Regions from separate parts of the Mus musculus genome. Here region 1 is linked to region 2. A link is a loop called in an ENCODE intact Hi-C map of the cell type or tissue named here. Cell type or tissue: heart. All regions are shown on one strand. Each heading gives the region's core, and the rest is flanking DNA. Links, peaks and the distances in the headings are about the cores only.

Region 1 (10,740 bases), core at 1,930-9,929, 100 kb after region 2:
TTGTTGGTGCTCAGTATATAGAATGACAGTGCAAACAGAAACACATATTTTCAATAGCAGGGAACTTATATTTGATTTGGTTTGGGCAAAGCAAAACAAAACAAAAAAATACTCCATTTATATTCCCTTTTTTAAAATTTCAGAGCTCACCTGATGGTCTCTTATTTTTACAACTGTTTCCATCATAATACTGGGAAGTGTCATTTAAAAGCTGACTTCAAATACTCAAGGTTTTAATGGTGCGAAGCACCTACTTGCTTCCAGTTTTCTGGACATTTAAAAATAATGTGTACAGTTTTTCTTTTTAACATAAAGTAGCTGTTTTTGCTTGTTACATAAGGCACAGATCACTTTCGTGGCTTAGGACATTATTTGTGAGTGGATAAATGTTTCCAAATAGTCTAGTGTTACAGTAGAACATCTCACAAGCTGACTCAAGGTAGAGAGCCACAAACCTGTGGCCATGGGATTACCATGGAAGTAGACTGGAAGCCAGTGTTTTAAGCTGCAGTCAGGATGCTCTCATTTTTTTAGACAATGAGTTCTGATGTGAAAAAGAGACCTCACTTGAAAAATGGCATTAAAAGCGCTCCATTCTGTTGAGGAATCTGGTGGGAACCCCTGCCCAGCAGTGTGACTACCACAATAACTTTTCCACTTCCCGCTGAAATCAGCTCTTCCATGTGTACTCTCCTGTTGTTTCAGTAAACTGGGACTAATGAACAACACATACAGGCACAATCTCACAACCTTGCATATTATTATTGTGTGAAGACAAGGATTAAATCTTCCCTTCTATAGTGAGCCCATCCTCAGAAGGACAGGCTCCACCATCCACTACAAAAGAGGGAACCATTACCTCAAGTAAAACTACCTAGTTATATTTTGGAATGCAGTTTTAAAAAATGACCTGTGTGTGTCAAACAGTGTAGTAGTGGATGCTTCCATCTCTGAGAAGTTTTTATAGTTTCTTACAGTATTATGAAAGCTAGTCCCCAGGGAAGAGGCTTTTAGGCCAGAACACAGTCCTGGGTTTGAAGTCCATGATATCTTCAGCAATGCAGTTACCTTTAACTTCTGGAAGGCAACCAGGAACAACTGTACTAGCTTATACTGTTTAACTTTTAATTTTTCAGTTTTAAGAAAGTGTATTCATGGTCTAGTGACATAGCTGACTGAATAAAGCACTTAATACCAAAAAAAAAAAAAAAAAAGACCTGTGTAAATATTTTAAGGACTATGTTAAATAAACCTCCTAAAATTCTAGCTAAAATTATATTCTTTAAGTAAATACTTTAGAGTATGGCCTTACTGGAATTCTTCAATGGTTTTGCAAACTTTTTTTTTTCACTAAAAAAAGACAATTTTTGAAAAGTAATCATCACACTTGAGGATGTATAGACTAGAACCATGGCGTGTTCAAACACACTACCTGCACATCTAGGGATCTGCATGTGCTCTCAGGTGTGCTCCAAAGCTAGAGTAATCATGAGGGAGGCAGGATCCACGGAGAATCACAAAGGATGCATTTTGATACTTCTCTGCCCTAAATAATTCTATTGTGCCTGCCCTTCCTCTCTTCTTTGCCTGCACCCCTCCTGCTTGCCTGCAGGGGACACACTCAGAATAGAGAACCCCAGCAGGTGTTCAAAGTCAACACAACATGGCATATGCTTGCAGCACACCCCTTCAGATGCTGAAAACGGCACTTTTCTTCTGTGATCTCCTCCCTCAAAGCTGGATAACCTCGGTGTAATAAGGAGAAAAATACTATATACAGTACAGGAGCTGGACATCTGAACAATATTCCTGATAACTTCAAAGCCATCAAACTAAGAAAGTGAAGTCCCAGGGTGAGGAGGAACCTCAGAAGACATGATCGTAGAACATACTCTAGAACGCTGAGGCGATAAGGGAACAGAAAGGGGACAGCAGGGAACAGTCAGAGCTCTGACTACCACACAGCGAGTCAATGATAGGGCAAATGCAGCACACTAACATAGGATGCTAACAACAGCAGAGACAGGGTCCAGGGCAGAGAGCAACTCAGTACCATCTTTGCATTTTTTCTACAAATCTAGAAGAACATTTAAAATACAAAGTTAATTCTTTAAAAAAGCAAACACAAGGTAAGGCTATGAGCATCTTCACAGCACGTCAGTTAAGAGAAGAGGACAACAGCCTATCTGGACTCTGCAGGGCATTTGGCTTTCGGGCGGTGAACCATGGTTAACACATACATGAGATCGACCATTGAGGGGCTTCTTTGTAAGCAGAAGCTTTTAACTTCACATTGTAAGTCAGCACTTAATATAGTTCACTGAAAGGTAAATATACACATTCACGTTGCTTGGAAAACATGGCTACATGTCTTCATAAAAAGCAAATTATTTCTGCTAGAGTGCATTGAAACTGGAAAAGAATGGTGAGCTTAGTTCATGGTAGAAAAAGGCATCACTGCTCTGCAGGACAAGATAACTCCTCTTTCAAGCTTTGCATCACGCGTCATCTGTATGTTTAGCATAACTGGAAGATTAAGGCAATTAGTGGGTTAACAGTTTCATCAGTGTCAGGCTATTTTCCATCAGTTTTGACATCTTGATCAGTTCATGCTCAGCCAGGTTAGTACAGTAACTACTGGCGATATGTGGGGTTATATACGCACACTTAGTTTAAATAAAACAAACAGCATTAAGCACCAAATACTGGGAAAGCTTAAATTCAAAACACACTTTCAGCCTATGTACAAGTTAGTACCTGATTTAACAGCACAGCAGAATTCGTTTTACGCTGGGAAACCAACAGGTAATACAGATCCATGAGATGAACAGACAGGGAAACCAACTAGACTGCAGTAGGGGTCGCCATTCCTATCAGTGACTCTACTGTTCCCATCTCAGGGAAGGAATTCCACATGCCTCCGGAGAAGCCAAGAGGCAAGCAACTGACCCACTACTGGTACCTAAGTTTGGTTTCCACTTCTGCTTTCTTCTGAAATGTTTAAATCTTGTTGGAAGTCACATGACATGTGACACAATGACACTACTTCTTGGAGAAGTCCGACATCCTTTGAAGGCTTCGTGTCCTCTTTGCCAGCCTTCTCCCAGGGAACAAAAGTCGACTGGCGGCTCCCGGGGCCGGGCACCGACAGATCCTCTGACTGAAGTGGAGCCTGACCTGGTGTTTGCTTCACTTCTGCTCTTCCTCTCTCTGTTTGGGAAGCTTCAGGAGCAGCAGGCTGGGAACGCAGTCCTGAAGTCGGAGCTGGCTTTCCCACCACAGTAGGGCCACTTACGCTGTCAGCACAGAGGGGCTTCTCCCTGCTCTCCTCTTTCAGGATAAACAGAGACTCTGTCAGCCCACCAGAGGAAACGCGTTTCCTTGGGGATGGAGGGAGTTGCCTGCCATGGAGGGCGCTGTCGTCCTGCCCGAGATTCCACTCTCCCTGGTCTCCAGAAGCACACAGCAGGGCCAGGTTATTCTCACTGGGAGCGTTGGACTTGTTCTGGGAAGGGAATTACAACTTCAGAATACTTACAATAAAATGGCAGTGATTCTTTAGTGGTGTCTGCTTTGCAAGCAAGGTCACCATGCTTCAGCAGGGGCCTGAGCCCCACCCCAGGGGTAGGGGAGCACTGACTGAATCCTGACAGTTCCTGCCTGCCCCATGAAGAGGAATGATGGGTGTCGGGTGGGGACTCCACAAACTCTGGTTTCAATGTGTTTAGATTGTCACCTGTCACAGTCAAATCCACATAGAACGTCCTGTTCTCCAGTCAGAATGGGGTCCCACTGCACATAAAGGTTTATTTTGAAGCACTTTAGTTCATTTAAAACTGTTCACTTTTCAAACAAGAAAATAGAAAAAATATTTTTAAGACATATTAATTACAGTGTTTTTTTAAAGCTCAGGAGTTTTTATAAAAATAGGAATGTTTCACATAAAAATGTTTTCACAAGGGTGAATGCTAAACTAGACGTCACTATGCCCAGAAAGGGGCATCACTGGGTAGCACCAGAGCAGTGACTGCAGCAGCAGTGTGAGCTGCAGAAGTAATCCGTACGATGTACGATGTACACTTTTTACCACAGTTTGACGTTTCTGTACTTACCTAGAGGTAAAAATGCTTCTATAAACTAAGTTTACTTATCTGATTGGGCAACCATAGCAAGGGCAAGAGGGTTTCCATTTAATTCTGTGTCTCAACTAACCGTAGGCTTGTAATCAATGTCATCCATGGATCTGAAGAAATCCAGGCTCTTGGCAGGCGCCAGCTTTCCTTGATCAGAGCTGTGCGTGCTCAGCGTGTCCAGGATCTCACCCAGTAAGTCCATCTCCCCTGAGTAAGGAGCCTTCACCTGGGCTTCAACGGAGTCATCGCTTTCGTAGAAATAAGCACGGGTTTCTTCCCCGTCTTCAGAAGATATCCTGAAAGGAGACACAAGGTAGGGCAGTCGGCACAGGCGGAGTCTCAACTCACTTGCTAAACAACAAACGCCAGCAAAACAACAACAAGGTCACAACTGGAGGTGAGGGTGATGTTGACTTTTAATCCCAGCAGCCTGGAGGCTGAGGCAGGAGGATTGCACGTGTGAGGCTAGTCTGGGTTCCAGAAAGAAACCAGGGAAAGGAGAGGGAAGGGTTAAGAGGAGGAAAGGAGGGAGGGAGGTTTAGAGGAAGGAAAAGGGGAGGAAAAGAGAGGGAGACACAAGACTGGGAGAAAAGGAAGAAATGAGAAAGAGGAAAGAGAGGGTTGAAGGACAGGCAGGGACAAAGGAGAGAAATAAAAATTAGTCAAAGTCTCCACAGTTATGCATACATCCACTTCAAATACTAAAAGACTTAAGTACACACATTAGAGCAATAAACACAATGTCATGGCTCAGTAATCTGAAGCCGGCTCCATCTGTCTCACGCTATAGGATTTGGGGATTTCCTAGAAACGTTAGATTGAACACTTAGAATATTTGCAGCATTCATATTCTATATGGTTGTCCTTTTCTTATTTGTTTTGGAGAAGAATAAATATTCTCCTATGTAGACAGGTTTATTTCATATGTAGGATGTCCATTTTATTACTATGTATCTTAAAATTGCTTAAAAAAATGAAGTTTATACAATTCTCCATTCTTTGTATCAAGAAACAGTTCTAAACCTCCTTCCTTCCTGTGATGGTGCCTTCACCTTAAGCCCTCCCCTGGCTCACTGGACTGTTACCACTGTCCCCATGTCACCTGTCCCTCTCAGTGTGGGGTGACAACCTGACCTAGTGTTCATCTGTCATCTTTCCCACTCCTTGGACACCTCTGAATATAACTCTGCTTCCCAAGAACACGACATTTCAAGTCTATCATGCCCTGCCCCTGTCCTAAGCCTCATTCCTCACGGCGGTGAAAGGAGTGCCATTTCTGTTTGTTGGTGAACATTGAGAGGGAGCAAACATGAACTTTACTAGTGCCTAAAGACCATGCCACTGCACAGGGTCCCGCAGTGCTGGACTCACTTGCTTGCCCGTTCAATGTCATCGTCATCATCATCATCATCATACAGGGTACCATCTAGGCTCTTATGAGGCCTTTTCAAGTGTGTCTGGAGAGAAAAGTTGACAATAAGTTGAGTTACTGATTTGAAATATGTCTCTTTAATAATTTTAAAGGAACAATGTAATTTTTTATAACAAATACTTAGACATATGTTTTCAAAGCTTTGAATGTCATCCAATAACCTGACAAATTAGAACAAGGAGAAAAAGAACAAAGCAGCATTTTAAAAAGAATCAACACTTCCTAGCTTCTCCAGTAGTAGCTGGAAATAGATATATAGGTGAACAGTCACACCATGCATCCACAAGGCAACTATCACATTTTTAAAAGAACCATCGAGAGTTGTCCATCACATCTCCTACGTGGTTTATAATGTTGCAAAGATGCAGACTCTGGATCTCCAGAGCTTCTGGAGTGTTGGGGCCCAAGTTCCTGCATTTGTGACATTTTCAGATGGTCTCAGTGCTCGATCCGAGGAATTCACTCTCAAGAGCAAGATCTTCAAATAACGATTTATCATTTGTACCTGAAAATGCTATATTATGCATTCATTAGACGTTCTAAAATGTAAAATGTTCATGTTGATTGGCTGATCTGTTATTATGCACATGCATTCCACAGTAAACATGTGGAAATCAGATGACAACCTGCGGGAGTTGGTTCTGTCCTTCTACTATGACGGTCCTTGGAACTGAACTCAGATCATCAGCCTTGGCAGCAACTACCTTTACCTGCTCAGCTGTCTTGCCAGCCCTAGGTATTTTTAACAAATATTTGTTTTTAAAGATTTATTTTGTCTTATGTGTATGAGTGTATGTATGTATGTATGTATGTATGTATGTATGTATGTATGTAAGTATGTATGTATGTGTACTGCTGCATGCCTGGTGCCTGCAGAGGCCAGAGGAGGGTGTCAGATCCCTGGAACTAGAGTTACAGACTGTTGTGAGCTTCCTTGAAGTTTTGGAGATCCAAACCTGAGCCATCCACGAAGAGCTTTTAGCTGCTGAAGCATCTTCCTAGCTCCAAGATGTCTTTTTAACACAATTTAAAAATTGTGACATCTACAAATGAAGTTACCTTTAATCTTTTACACCATATAGACTATCTCCATACATTTAATTTGTGGGTCAGAATTACACAGGTCAGTGCTGCCTGTAGTGCCATGTCCCCAGTCTCCTTCAGTGTCCCCTTTCCTTTGCACCAGCCATGACTGAAACATGGTAGCCCACCCTCATTTCCTGAAAACTGGCAGTTTATGTGGCGGTCCAGACTCCATTTTCAGCTGACTGATGCCTGTTTCTGGCGAGCACAAGCCACGGTGGCAATGTGCAGTCTTATAGTACACAGTGGTAGGCATGTGATGTTCAATTTTGTTAACATGGCTCTGGGTGTGGCTTGCCTAGCCACTCACTTGGTTCCATTCACCTGTCATGACCACTGGGAGGTCCATTTTTTATTAGAGTTATTTTATAGAGTATTCCTTTTATATTTTTAAAATTTTATTAAAAAAATATAAATATAAATATAAAAAACCCTTTACTATTTAGCACTATATTAAGATATAATACAGAACAAAAAGAGCATAGAAGTTGTTGGTGTGCTCTTTTATTTCCAAGAGTAATGAGCCACTGCCCCAGCAGTCTCTAAATTGATGACAAGATGAGGTTATTTTTAATATTGTCATGGCTTATATATATTTAGTACATTTTAAACCACCAGTTATTATTAGTGTTCAAAATACCCCATTGTTGAACTTTGGCTTAAAAGCACTTATCTTCAAGACACACATCTTAAGAAAGGCATAGGTTAAAAGATTCATGGTTAGGTTTTTCCTTAAAAATAATCCGGTATTGGTGACTGGCCTTGAGCTCATCACTGCTATAGCTAAAGCTATATAAAGAATATCTGAAGATTTCTAAAATGTTCTCTTTATTATTATACATGGTCCAGTGCTTCAAAAATAAGGTTATAATTTTTACATCATCATCCTTTTACCCATGGAAGCAGGCCCATGTCTTCTCGGACATAACCTCAGAAAAGGGCTTTGGGTTTTTCAAGTGGGTAATGGCATTCAGAGGTGAAAACTTGTTGTCATGGTGCTCAAAATCGTATACCATCCTTCTGGGTGGGGAACTTTAGCCTTGGCTTTGCCCTTGGCCACATCCCCTAAAGGAGGACCTGCTTGTCTCCAAGCCCACAGATGTCTCCCTGGGCTGCACTACAGAATAAATAAGTCTCTGGGATCTCTAGAGAGCCCCACCTGCTCACTCCTTGGTGCCAATGCTCCTAAGGTGAAGCAACGAGGGACAGACACACAGGATAAACACTGTGACCTGTGACTGAATTGTGTAGCGAGTCCCCCAGGAGTCTGAGGATGAGGAAGTACTGAGGGGCTAAGACCATGTCAGTTTGCCACATAAACTGAAGTTTCTTCAGTTGGACAAAAGTTCTCAGAATTATCTAGGAACGAAACTATCGACCACAACATTCGTTCTGGGAGGGAAAATTAATCTTACTCTCTTTCCCAAAACAACAACAACAATAACAACAAAAACAACAACAAAAACAAATTAATACAATACTGCACTGTCAGTACAATGAACTCTACATATGCAACTTTCTAATAAAACAATTAAAATTTAAAACAAAATAAGCAAACTACGAGGAAAGTAAAATGTGCTTAACTTGGCTGCTATTTGTTAATATCGTCACTATTTACGAAGATAAGAATATTGAGCAGTAAGTACATAGCAATATATTTGCTAAGTTCTTTGTAGAGGCCTCTCACATACACACAAGGTTAGGTTCTTTCCATTTACCATTTCAGAGCCTAGTGATCGCCACAATAAGCTGAGGTACGACCAGAGATGCTGGATAGTTTCTCCAAGTCACATACAGCATGCAGAACAGGGACAGCAACAGCAGAGGAAGCGCTGTCATCGGTTGCGCTGCAGATCCTGGCTGCTCCAAGACACTTTCATCCTGTAGCTGCCTGCCTGCCTCAGGGCTCTCCAGTATTTCACCCAAACTCTGTACAATCTACGTAATACTTAAGTCATGAAAAGAACTTCATCAGAAAATCTGAGTGTTATTTCACACTTCCTACCTACCAGGCCTCTATTAATTTTCACAGAGATGCTACTAACTAGTGTACTTTATGAAAGATATTCACAAAAGAATTTTAGAAACACATAAAATGAACTAATAATCATTTTCCTTTTTTGTAGATGTTAACCTACGTCCAGTGGAGACACTGGAGCTACAGGTGGCATCTGCACTGTGGGCCGCTCGTGCTTCTTGCTGTCTATGTGCTGTCCCCTGGATTGTTTGTTGTCTTGTCTCATTGGTGCCCTCATCTCTTCATGTGATGACTAACCTTGACTGTCAACTTGACACATGTGGGAAGGAGGGACAGAAGAACTGCCTTCTTCACATTAGCCTGTGGGCATGTCTCAGGGGGAAATTTCTTAATTGTTAATTGATGCAGGAGGCTCTGCCCATTGTGGGTCTGTCACCCCTGGGCAGGTGGACGTGGAACCAGTCAGTAAGCAGCATCCCTCCATGGTCCCGCCCCAGGCTCCTGCCTTGGCTTCCACTATGAGGACTGTTACCTGTAAGTGGAGATAAACCATTTGCTCCCCAAGTTGCTTTTGGTTTATCACAGCAACTGAAAGCAAAACAACACTTAATAACCTAAATAAAATATGTACATGATTTTACTCTTTAATATAGGCTTATCCTTCCTCCAAAGCATGCAGTTGATATTTCCTGAAGAAATAAATATTTGCATATATAGCAGGTAGGTTCTTGTCTTAGGGTTGCTGTGATGAAACATCGTGACCAAAGCAAGTTGGGCATGAAAGGGTTTATTTGGCCTACACTTCCATATCACCATCCATCACTGAAGGAAATCAGCACAGGAACTCAAACAGAGCAGGAAGCTGGAGGCAGGAGCTGATGCAGAGGCCAGGAAGGGCTGCTGCTTTACGGCCTTGCTCCTCATGGAACGCTCAGTCTGCTTTTTAATAGAACCCAGGGCTACCCGCCCAGAGATGACACCACCCACAATGTGATAGGCCCTCCCCCGTCAATCACTAACTATGAAAATGCCCTACAAGCTTGCCTACAGCCTGATCTCATGGGTGCATTTTCTTACTTCGGGCTCCCTCCTCCCTGCTGACTTCAGTTTGTGTCAAGCTGACATAAGACCATCCAGCGCAGTTGTGCTGAGTATTTAACCGGCTGATATCAGCCTCTTCTGTGCCCTGAGGCCCATTCATAACCTCAGAGAAGAATGGAGGGCCATCTTTTTGTGCCACGCATTAGGCTATGTGCTGAGGCACAAGAACTAGCAAGAACAGAGCTTTGTGTCCTTATGGATGTTAGTCTAGTAAATAAAAACTAAACAAACTCCAATAGTCACACCAACAAGCACAAAAGGTGTGACTCAAATTAGCTCCTACTAAGCTATCCCTGCTGAGAGAGCACTTCGTAAGAATTTGACCTAACAATCATTGAGCCCAAAGGAACTCTCTATTCCCTGGGCTCCGGAAGGCCATGTGTTAAGAAGATGGTGAGAAGGAGTAAGCACACATACAGCTTCCCTCCACTGGGGTAGTCAGGGGAACACGAGACGTTTGTTATCATGGCACTCATGCTACTTTCGGGGCCACCAACATTTGCAGTTATTCTTTTGATCACTAGGTGGCACACACTTATTAAAAAGTCAGCTGGACTACGTAACCTGGTGTTACCTAGAGGCACCATTGATTTAGCAGGAGAATGAGGGGGTGAGAATGTGGGCAAGGGTGGCAGGGAAGAACCAATACCAGATTCACAGTCCCAGACAGAGGGCAGCACAGAGGCCCTGGGCTCAACTGTCTTCTTCTGGCAGCTTACTTGAAGTCGGAGCTTCAAGGTAAGGGTGCATCTCTTTTCTTTTAGTTCTTAGCACTTCTTCATTCCACAAACATGCAGTAAACACCAACTATTATGCATTTCACTGTTTTCATGGTACAAATACAATAATAAAAATATTTCCTCTATGGAATAAACCTATTGCAAACAGGAAATAAACACCTCAGGGTTACATACAGGTGGGCAGTTACCACTTCTTCTAGGATGGAGGTATTACACAGGAAAGATACACCTTGGGGGGGTAAAATAGGGGCTGCATCACTTTGTGGTTAAGAG
Region 2 (10,740 bases), core at 1,826-9,825:
CTCTTAAAACCACAAGTACCATTCTTACTTCCTAGATATTTACTCAAAACAATGAAAGTCTGCTTGCCTCAAACCTGTAGGTGCACTAGTATCACTGCTTTATTCAAAAACTCTGGTAGGAGTTTTCCTCAGTATGCAAGTGAGCAAACCGTTCCACATTCTTACAGCAAAGCACTCTCAGCAATGAGAAATCTGAGCTTCTGACATGTGCAACAGCAAAGATATATTATCAGAGCCTGGAAATAGTGAAGTGAAAGATTTCTGTGACCTGGGATATGAGCTCCTACATTTACGACCAAGAGAATGAAAGAACCCGGGACACAGGAAGAAGGAATTTTCCATATCTTAATTGTGGTTGTAGTAGCTTTACAGTGTCTACATGTATATATTGAACAGAAATAAATTTTATGTGCAACACACTTAACTCAGGAGAATAGAAGCAAACTGGACCCCTGCTGCCTCTACAACACTCATCCTCATTCCAGCCCGACAGTCTACCTCATCACGGTTCATTTTCCGTCTTCAGCATTCCATTAAAACTGACTTTTTCAAGATCAGAGGAGACATTCTAATTGCAAAGATCTTTTCAGTTCTTAAGTTTGAGTTGTCATGACATTTATCACCACTGATAACACTATCCCTCCAGTACTTTCTTTTCTTGTCATCTACAATACTGGTATCTTGCTTGTCACATTGCAGAGACTCCCTGATCCCTTGTATATTGCTGTTCTTAGAAATCCATATTCAGTCTACATGTCTCATTCACTGTTCATTTTTTAAGGTAAAGTTGAATGTTTTATTTTTGATTTAATTCAATTTTTTTAGACATGGATTAACTATGTCATCAAAGGTGACCTGAGACTTTCAACCTCCCTACTTCACCTTACCAGTTGCTGGAATTTCAGGTCTGTGTCATGATACCCAACTAATATTGATTTTAAAACATGTATACTGCATTTGAAAATGCTTACTTAGTATAAGTTAGAAGCAAGATTTGTAAAACAGAACCTGAAGGAAGGTTACCGGGTTGTGAGATAATATAGAGAAGTGTTAATAATCCAAACTAGGTATCAGGTGAGGGCCTTGGAAGAGCTTTTAAAAGAGAATATGTACAGGGAGCAAGGGAAGAATTCCTGAATGAACTATGAGAGATTGTGGCCAGTTATATATCTTGACTTCAACAAGTCAGCATAAGAGTAATGGCCTATTTTGGAGATAAAATGAAGACTTCAGCTTGCTCTTCATTGGACCTGATGGGAAATACAATGCCTTATGGGTTTGCCTTTATAAACCTCTGCAAAATGTGACTCGTTACCATTTTCTGTAAACTATAGAATGGGCCTAGCCAAAGTCCATCATCCTGCTCAGTTTTTAATTAAAGCTTGCTTCAAATTTGGATCAAAAAATGTGGTCAAGATCTTATTCTGAACTGGTAGGACTAACATCCACTTCACCCTCCCATGAATGAGTCACTTATCCTGTTCTAATTAAAAATCTTCCTTGGTTTACCCCAGGTCACTTTAGCCCCTCTCCAGAGGCTGTTGGGTGCATATCCAAAAGCCCTAGAAATGTCTTTCTGTGGACTTATTCCTTATATGTAATAAAGGCTGTTATTATATAGCAGATTACATTTAGGTTTTCTTTTGATTGATCTCAAATTATCCTAACAGTTAGCTATTGATCTGACTTCTTTGTTTCTTTTATCTTTTTTTCTTAAGTGCTGTGATTTAAGGCATAACCCTCCATGCTTGGCCATTAAATAAATTTAATTTATGTTTAAAACTTTGCCTTTATGCTGATCTTTTAGTTCAAATAACTGATGATGATTATATACTAAGTATTTTAAATATCTACATGTGTATAATAAATATTTTTATGTATCAAAGTAAAATAGACCTTTAAAATCTACTTATATTTGTTCAGGATCTTTGATAAAGGACATCAGTGAGGCAAAGTCTCTCAAAGGAACAAGCCAGATGTTTCTGTAACAGACTGAGTTCAAATCCTCATCAGCTTCTTTCTCCTTGGGAAATTGGAAATTAATTTTAAGCCTTATGAATCATGTTTTCTTTTTGATGGCATCATCATTAAGGTAAACATTATTATTAATATATACCCGTGTTTTCTTAGAAATGCTGTCAAATCTGCTTTGAATTGTAAGTATTCTAAAGTCATCAAGTACCATTGACATATATTCTTAAATGCTTGTTCATTTGCATAAAAAGTAGTCATTTTTATGTATGAAAATTATTTAACCCTATTGAAATAATTTTATAAAATTAAGACCACATGTTATTAAAAGTGAACACAGAAAAACCTAAAATAATACAAAACTAGCATTGAAATAATTTTAAAACAAGTGTAACAGTATCTAGTAAAACCATTCTTTCATTTCATCATTGTCCATTAATGTATTTTAAAACATGAGAAAATGGAGTCTTGGTACAGCCAAGTCCATACATCTGCTAAGTGGTAGAACCCCCTCTGTGTTGTCAATTTTTGTCTTCACAATTCTAAGACAATACACATCTGTGTCAGGTGATGGTCTACACTGACCCAGGAGCCAGTGTGCAGAACCACTATGCTTTGACCCTTTGGTAAAGGAGATCCTTTCAGGACATGGCAGAAAGTAGATATGATAACATATGATAAAAATCTATTTATATGGACAAAGTTTTCCTTTAACATGATTTTTCTAAGCTTTGAGATCCAGTATTGTCTGGATTTTAGTTGATTTTGAATATATTTAAAAGTTCTGGAGTAAAAAGCTTGTAAGGAAAAAAATGTAAACAAAAGAGGTAAGACCATAAAATATATGTTCAAACCAACATTGTAGAGAAAATTATCAGTGTTATATACTCTATATTCTTTTAAGTTTCCATAATGTCTTTACCTTGAACAATATATTATACTTGATAATTATGCATTATTCCATTGAAGGCTCTTACTATGTTAGGACCTCAAGCCAACAAGTTTTCAAATATCATACAACCATTAGGCTTTTTTATTAAATTTATTTATTCACTTTTTATCCCAATATCAGCACCCCTCACCTCCCAGTGCGCCCTGATGCAGATCCCTCCCCCATTCCACTTTCATCTTTTCCTTTGCAAAGAGGGAGCTCCCCTCTGCGTGTTAGCCCCCAACACTACACGCACACACACACACACACACACACACACACACACACACACACCCCGCACATTAAGTCACTGAAGGACTAAGCACATCCTCTTCCACTGAGGCCAAACAAGAGGGACCTTTACGGGATCCACAGGCAGGCAGGCAATAGACTCAGGGACGGTCGGTCCCTGCTCTAGTTGTTGGGGACCCACATGAAGACCAAGCTGCTCATCTGCTACGTATGTGCAGGGGTCCTAGGTCCAGCTCGTGCTTGTCTTTGCTTGGTGATTCAGTCTCTGGGAACCCCCCAAGGGTCCAGATTAGTTAACTCTGAAGGTCTTCCTGTGCAGTCTCTGTCCCCTTCAGGTCCTTCAATCCTTCCCCCAACTTTTCCACAAGACTCCCGGAGCTCCATCTAATGTTTGGCTGTGGGTCTCTGCCTCTCTTTCCCTTGGCTGCTGGGTGGGGCCTCTCAGAGGACAGTTATGCTGAGTTCCTGAATGTAAGCATAACATAATATCATTAATAGTGTCAGAAATTTGGTTCTTGCCCATGTAATGAGTCTCAATTTGGGCAGTTATTGGTTAGCTATTCCCTCATTCTCTGCTCTGTCTTTGTCTCTTCCCTTCTTGTAGGCAGGACACATTTTGTGTCAAAGGTTTTGTGGGTGATTTACTCTCCAAATCCCTCTATTGGGAGTCCTGTCTGGCTAGAGGAAGTGGGCACTTTCGGATCCATGTCCCCCCACTGCTAGGAGTCTCAGCTAGAGTTGCCCCCAAATACCCTCTGTGGCGCCTACCAATCCCAGTTTCCCACATATCCTAGAGATTCCTCCCTACTCCCAACACTGCTTTCCCTTCTCTCTCCACTGCTTTCCCCACTTCTGATCCAGGCCATCCCTGCTGTGCTCTGCTCTCCATCTTCTCTCCTAACCAGTTCCCTCCTCCCATTGACCTCCAATATCTATTTTTCCCCCTTCTGAAATAGATTCAACCATCCATCTTTGGGCCCTCCTTGTTTTTTGGCTTCCTTGGGTCTATTTGATTATAATATGGTCATCTTGTGTTTTATGGCTAATATTCACTTATACGTGAGTACATACAAAGCGTGTCCTTTGGGGGTTACCTCACTCAGGACGATATTTTCTATTTGCCTGTGAAGTTCATATCCTTGTTTTTAATGGCTGAGTAGTGTTCCATTTAGTAAATGAACCACATTTTATTTATCCATTCTTCAGTTGAGGGACATCTGGGTTATTCTCAGTCTCTGGCTATTATGAACAAGGCTATCATAAGCATAGGTGAGCAAGCAGCCTTGTGGGATGCTGGAGCATCTTTTGGGTATACGCCCGGGAGTGGTATAGCTGGGTCTTGAGGTAGAACTACTTCCAATTTTCTGAGAAACCACAAAATTAATTTCAGAATAGCTGTATAAGTTTGCACTCCCACCAGTAGAAGAGGAGCATTTCCCTTGCTCCACAGCCTCGCCAGCGTGTGCTGTGCCTTGCGTTTTTGATCTTAGCCATTCTGATGGGTGCACAGTAGAATCTCAGAATCATTTTGATTTGCTTTTCTATTTGTAGCCCTAGAGCTTTTTCAGTTGTGGCTCATGGTAAATGTTTAAGCAAGATGAAAGGCATGCAGAGATGGTAAGAATACAGTTTTGGAAAACAAACATCTGAGTTTAAACTCTGACCTTTCTGCCTACCACTCTATATGCTTGATTCGATTATTAATGGGTCTGTAGAATAGAGGTTACTATGCCATTTTTCTTATACTTACTTCTATGTATACATTCTTTATAACAGTGTGTCCCAAAACACTTCAGCTTAAAATGGCAGTTAGTGTCTCTCTCACAGTTTCTGTGGGACTTGGCTTAGCTGTGTTCTCCACCTCACCATGATTTGAGTAGCTGAGATAAAGGAGTAGCCATGACTGTGGGATTCTCTGCAGGTGTCACCAGCAAGTTCCACTTCAAAGCCCTTTGGTGAGTTTGAGGGAATGTTTGAATTCCTTAAGAAATGTTTTCCAAAAAAAGCAATGTGAGAAAAGTCATCAGAGCATATTCTCAGGAGTTGTGGTCTGTGTGGCACAAACACAGATGTGGAGTCTGCTTGCTTTTGTCATGGTTTACTAGTTAGAAACATGTTATTAGTTCCAGTAAATGGGAAAAAAATGGTGAACTGATAAAATTTGTCTACAATGTATGAGTATAAAGTGAATAAAGCAGACGGTTCAGTGAAACTTCTGCTACATAATAAATAAGCAAACGGCTATTGCTATCCAGTAGACTAATTACTAAGCAAGGAATAAAAGCTATGCAGGTAACTAGAATCACCGCTAGATGGCGGTAGATCCTTCGGAGCCTTCTCTTCATAAAGGGTCAAGAGAATTTGAGCATAAGCAAAAAAACATGTTCAGAATGAAGAAATAAACAAAGATATACCCAAAAACATAGCCCCCAAGCACCTGAACCTTTGAAATTTCAGTGTTATCTACAGAGTGTAATCTGCCTTTTTACTCCAAAGCGTGAACCATGAAGACAATAAAACCACTGCCCATTTTCATATACAAGATTTCTTAGCTACACACCCGGCATTCACTTCTTTTCTATCTCAGAGACTAAGAAGCCCTGTGTTTACATTTTACATATAATATACATTATACTATTATATAAAACACAGTAAATATCACTGTTGAAAATGTAGAAACTGCAGAAAGCACAAAGAAAAGTAATACTGTTTTGAGCCCCAGAATTGCAATGTATCTTTCTTCCATTCCTCCCTCCCCGCCCCCCACCCCGTCTTTATTAATTTCTCTCTGCATGCATCTTTCCCATTCCCATACACATGCACATGTTGAAACTGAAAAGCCTCCTGCTTTTATCACATAGCATATTATAACCATTTATTTTTACATCCTCCACACTGTTTTATGAAGTATAATATCTAGTTTGATAAAGCTTGCTGTCTCTTGTGAGACTAGGCCGGAGCCTAGCAAACACATAAGTGGATGCTCACAGTCAGCTATTGGATGGATCACAGGGCTCCCAATGGAGGAGCTAGAGAAAGTATCCAAGGAGCTAAAGAGATCTGTAACCCTGCAGGTGCAACAACATTATGAACTAACCAGTACCCCGGAGCTCTTGACTCTAGCTGCCTATGTATCAAAAGATGGCCTAGTCGGCCATCACTGGAAAGAGAGGCCCATTGGACTTGCAAACTTTATATGCCCCAGTACAGGGGAATGCCAGGGCCAAAAAGTGGGAATGGGTGGGTAGGGGAGTGGGGGGGAGGGCATGGGGGACTTTTGGGCTAGCATTGGAAATGTAATTGAGGAAAATACGTAATTAAAAAAAAAAAAAAAAAGCTTGGAGCGTCTTGATGTCTCATGACCAAGGTGGAATCCACAAAGAACACAGCGAGGGTTCTACCACTTAGCAGATGTATGGACTTGACTGTACCAAGACTCCATTTTCTCATCTTCACATGTGCTTACCTTGTGAGAGGGGCAAAATGATCTAATAATATTCTAATAGGAAAGTGACTCAGCTTTTAATGTTGCAGAAAACCTTTTAATGTTACATTTAGTGTGCAGATAGCTTTTTTCCATGTTAGCAGTTTTATTACACACTTACAAAATTGACCAGCTCTCAGGGTGCACGTAAATGGGATTGCATGTCAGGATAAAGAACCCGTGTTAGGTTCCTGCCCATCATCAGCAAGAACACATTGGAAAGAAACAGATGCCCTCTATCAAGAAGGCTGAGTATTGAGACCACTATTTATTTTGAGAGAATTTCGTTTTCTAGAAATGGGACCAAATTCCATGTCAATGATTCTTAACATCTACTAAAAGGATTACGTTGTTGTTGTTATATGTACTGATATGTGCTATTGTCAAATCTAGTAGCAAATCGTGTTTATAGCTCAGGAATAATCCAACTTTGAGGCATTACCTGTTGCATGTTTGAAAATGGGTTTTCTCATCTTTTATCTTTTTAAATTGTCCTGTTAAATACATATAAGATTTAACTTCTTAGCCAGTAATTGTACCATTCAGTAACGTTAGGCCTGCTCATATTGTATGGCCAATCGTCCAAGATCTTCATCTAGCACAGCTGAGAGTCTGCACATTCCTCCCTTTCCTCATCTCCAGGAAAGCACTATTCTCCTCTGGCTCTGCCAAGTTACTTATGGACCTTATATAGGGGAAATCATATAGTATTTATCATTTGATTGTGTGGCTGCTTTGTTTCTTTTAGCATAATAGCATCAGGATTGATCCATACTGTACTATGTGACAAAATGTCCCTTTTTAAAGATTAATATTAGCTAGAATGCACACATACACATATATGAAATTTATCTATCCATCAGTGGACATTTGGATTGCTCCCATATTTTCCCTATTACAGATGATGCAGTCATTAACCCTGATGTAAAAAATACCTCTCTTCCCCATCTCTTTTGTTCCTTCTGTTCCACAAAACTGAAAGGCAAGCACTAAACCATTGAGTGACACCCCAAACTTCCCAACTCTTAAAAACCATGCTTTTTCTCATTGCGTTGTCTAGAGAGAAGAGGGATTGTTGGATTTTAAGGCAAAACAAAAAACAAAAAAACAGCCAGGCGTGGTGGCACACGCCTTTAATCCCAGCACTCGGAAGGCAGAGGCAGGCAGATTTCTCAGTTCAAGGCCAGCCTGGTCTACAAAGTGAGCTCCAGGACAGCCAGAGCTATAAAGAGAAACCCTGTCTCGAAAAAACAAAAACAAAAACAAAAGAAAAAAACAAAAAACAAAACAAAACAAAAACCCACAATAGACCTTTTCTCTGTTCCTATACTACAGTGATCAGCAAACGATAACTATGTGACCCCGGAAGGTGTGGGCATTTTGCCTTACCAGCAAACAAGTCATCAACTGTAAACACAAGCTGGGTGCCTTCGTATTCTGTTCTACCTTAAGCATTCTAGTGAGCTTTCTCCATCCTAAAGTTACTAGTTCCGAGTCAACCCTTTATCTTCCAAAACATTACAGCTTTGGAGAACCCAGGAAGTTTGAAAATTGGATACCAAGTAACAAGGAAGAAACTCAAATATCACTCATAACTTTACATATGATAATCATGCTTTTCATTTATTATTAAGTGTGTGTGTGTGTATATATGTGTATACACACATGTACACTTTAGTATACATGTGAAGGTCAGAAAAACTTTTTGGACTTGGTTCTCCATTTTATCATGAGCTTCAGGGACAGATGAAAGGTCACCAGACTTGAGAGGCAAGGAATTTTACCCACTAAGCCACCTCCCCCACTTCTATTTTTAATTTTTCAGGGAACTACCACATTAGCCATTCAACTTACTTTCTCACCAACAGTGAACAAGAGATTCATTTTCTCCTTCCCCTAATATTTCATTGATATTCAGAATTATAATCATTGCATTTAAATGTTTTGGTAGAAATTTATTGTATTTACAGTATTTATAAATAAATACACATGCTTTGTTTAATTCATTTTATTAAGTTTACACATATGGATATTAAATTTATATACATAAAAATTAATAAATAATAGTCATGTATGTTATGTTACTCTATTCATTTTGTTAATTAAATGTGTATGTATTCAAATATTCTTCTTCATTTTCTAACTTTCAAGATGTTACTATTATGAACTCATTTTCTACTGCATAATTGTAAGTAATTTTTCTGTCTAAATAAAAAATACTACATTTTCTCTCCTTAAGAAGTTTAAATTTTTCTTAGGAAAGATCATAGTCACTATGCCTATCAGGTTCTCTAAGTCTAAAACTTAAATGTTCATCAATATTGGGAAATTCTTGGCCATTTCATCTTTCAAAATCTCCTTTATCTTTTTTTATTGGCTGCTCTTGTAGATGGTTAGATGGCAATGCTCTTTGTCCTTTATCTTCTGTGATCCTGAGCTGCAATTTCCTTCCTGTTTCTGCTTGCTACACATGGAGCTCAAGTCAGATTCTCCCTTCCAGTAACTGTGATCTGTGTCCAGTCCATTATTTAATTCGCAGTGGGATTCTTATGCCAGTTATGTTTCTAAAAGGTTCTACCCCTTTAATTATTTTAAAATCTTTGACCTCTCCCATTTTAAGATCCATTTATATTTTCAGTTTTCTTAAATAATCCACTATCATTGTAAATTTTTACATCTCTTATTCTCAGTTCACAATCACAATTCTTTGCTTCTTATTTATTGATTCATTTTTAGCGTGATCTCTTATCCCTTGAAATTTTTGTTGGACCTATTTGTTGCCTGGGCTTAAAAGATTTCTCCCCAGAGTTTTTGGGTTTCTTTTATGTCTACTTTAGAGAATATCCAAGTTTCTAACTGTGGCTTTTATGTTGCACAGCACTGTGAATTTAGAATCCACACAAGAAAGCAGATTAGTAATTAGGAATTCTCCAGGAAATTTATTTTTCAGTTGAACAAAGCCTGTCAAAGTTTAGCTAATGCCTGTTACACACATTTGTCTCTTCTGATTCACTCAAAAGATATTCTTCCTTACAGCTTCAATTTGGATATACTATTATCAGGAAGGATTGTATTCATTTTCCTCAAGCTATGGTCCATCCAATTGTCAGCAATCAAAGTCCTATCTTTATCTTGAAGTTTTGTCAAGATAAGTTTCTTCTTATTCCAAACTTTCCATTGTCTACTTTGCCTAAGATAACCATTTCTATCCTAGAGTTTTATGTTTACCAGACATATTGCCACCTTCTTCTAGTTTTGAACTCAGTGCTTACAAAACATTTTTAAAGCCCCTGCCCATTGCTGGTGAGTTTAACCTTGCTTATTCTTTTTGTTCTCTGCCTTGTTGGATTATATTTTTAGGTCTACATCTTTTTTTATCTGCTTGTGGATTTTTATCTCTATTAATGCTTGATATTCCATGAATTAGTCCACTTACATAACTTTGACAAGGAAGTTCTTTAAAAAAAAACATTTAACCGGTTTCTTTTATTATGAAAATGAAAGTGAAAGCATATCATCTTGGGTCTTCTACCCTTAAGTTAAAAACCTCACCAAGCTTTTCCTAAGTTCTCAGCTCTCTGTGGGCAGCACAGTCTTTGTTAATGGAGTCATCACTTGGGGAACAGATGTTTCAAAACTTTTGGTTTTACACTTTTTAAGAATGACTGTCATAATTATGAGCTTTATTCTATTTTGTGGAGTGATTTAAACAAGCGTGCAAATTAAACTGATCACAATGAATTAATTCAGAAAGAAAATACAATTCTATTATCTTTTAGTATTAATTCTATTCAATCCTTTTCATTTCTCTCAGAAATATTTCAACTTTTAAGGTCTAATTTCTGTTCTCTAGTCCTTCTGTTCTCTAGATTAAACTCTGGGGCAATTTTTGATTTTGCTTTTAAACATTGATATAATTTTTAAACTATTAATTGCATTATAGCCAGGGGGAAAACACTGAGGACATTTAGCCTGAGGATTCTCTTGCACTAAGCATTGTACACATTTCTCCCAGGTCGTAGGTTTTAGTCAGGTTGTATGACACTTACACCTCCAGTGTAGATTAGTACAGCGCTGCATCAGAGCTTGCTTGAATGGTGCC

The links. Peaks named below come from ENCODE experiments on the same cell type or tissue, not always from the same donor. Only the 100,000 strongest peaks of a DNase experiment are listed, where the experiment ranks them.
Region 1: it touches region 2 in a loop (3-fold over the local background); 13 of 42 quality-filtered maps call a loop at or near these places.

Annotation. Positions count from the first base shown.
Region 1 is chr1:139,162,521-139,173,260 of GRCm38, reverse strand. Dennd1b (DENN/MADD domain containing 1B) reads right to left here. Exons shown (of 22, transcript NM_001166501.1): 20 at 5,505-5,590; 21 at 4,213-4,429; 22 at 1-3,505. The coding sequence ends at 2,963. It overlaps Gm41960 (a long non-coding RNA gene), which reads left to right and starts at 5,589. Exons shown (of 2, transcript XR_878582.3): 1 at 5,589-6,301; 2 at 8,375-9,343. In heart, for the core only: no CTCF peak of the experiment used is centred there; no DNase peak of the experiment used is centred there.
Region 2 is chr1:139,262,759-139,273,498 of GRCm38, reverse strand. All of the region lies in intron 5 of Crb1 (crumbs family member 1, photoreceptor morphogenesis associated), which reads left to right. Among named protein-coding and RNA genes, the nearest start is that of Gm41960, 100 kb to the right of the region's middle. In heart, for the core only: a CTCF peak has its summit at 5,465 (motif pointing right); no DNase peak of the experiment used is centred there.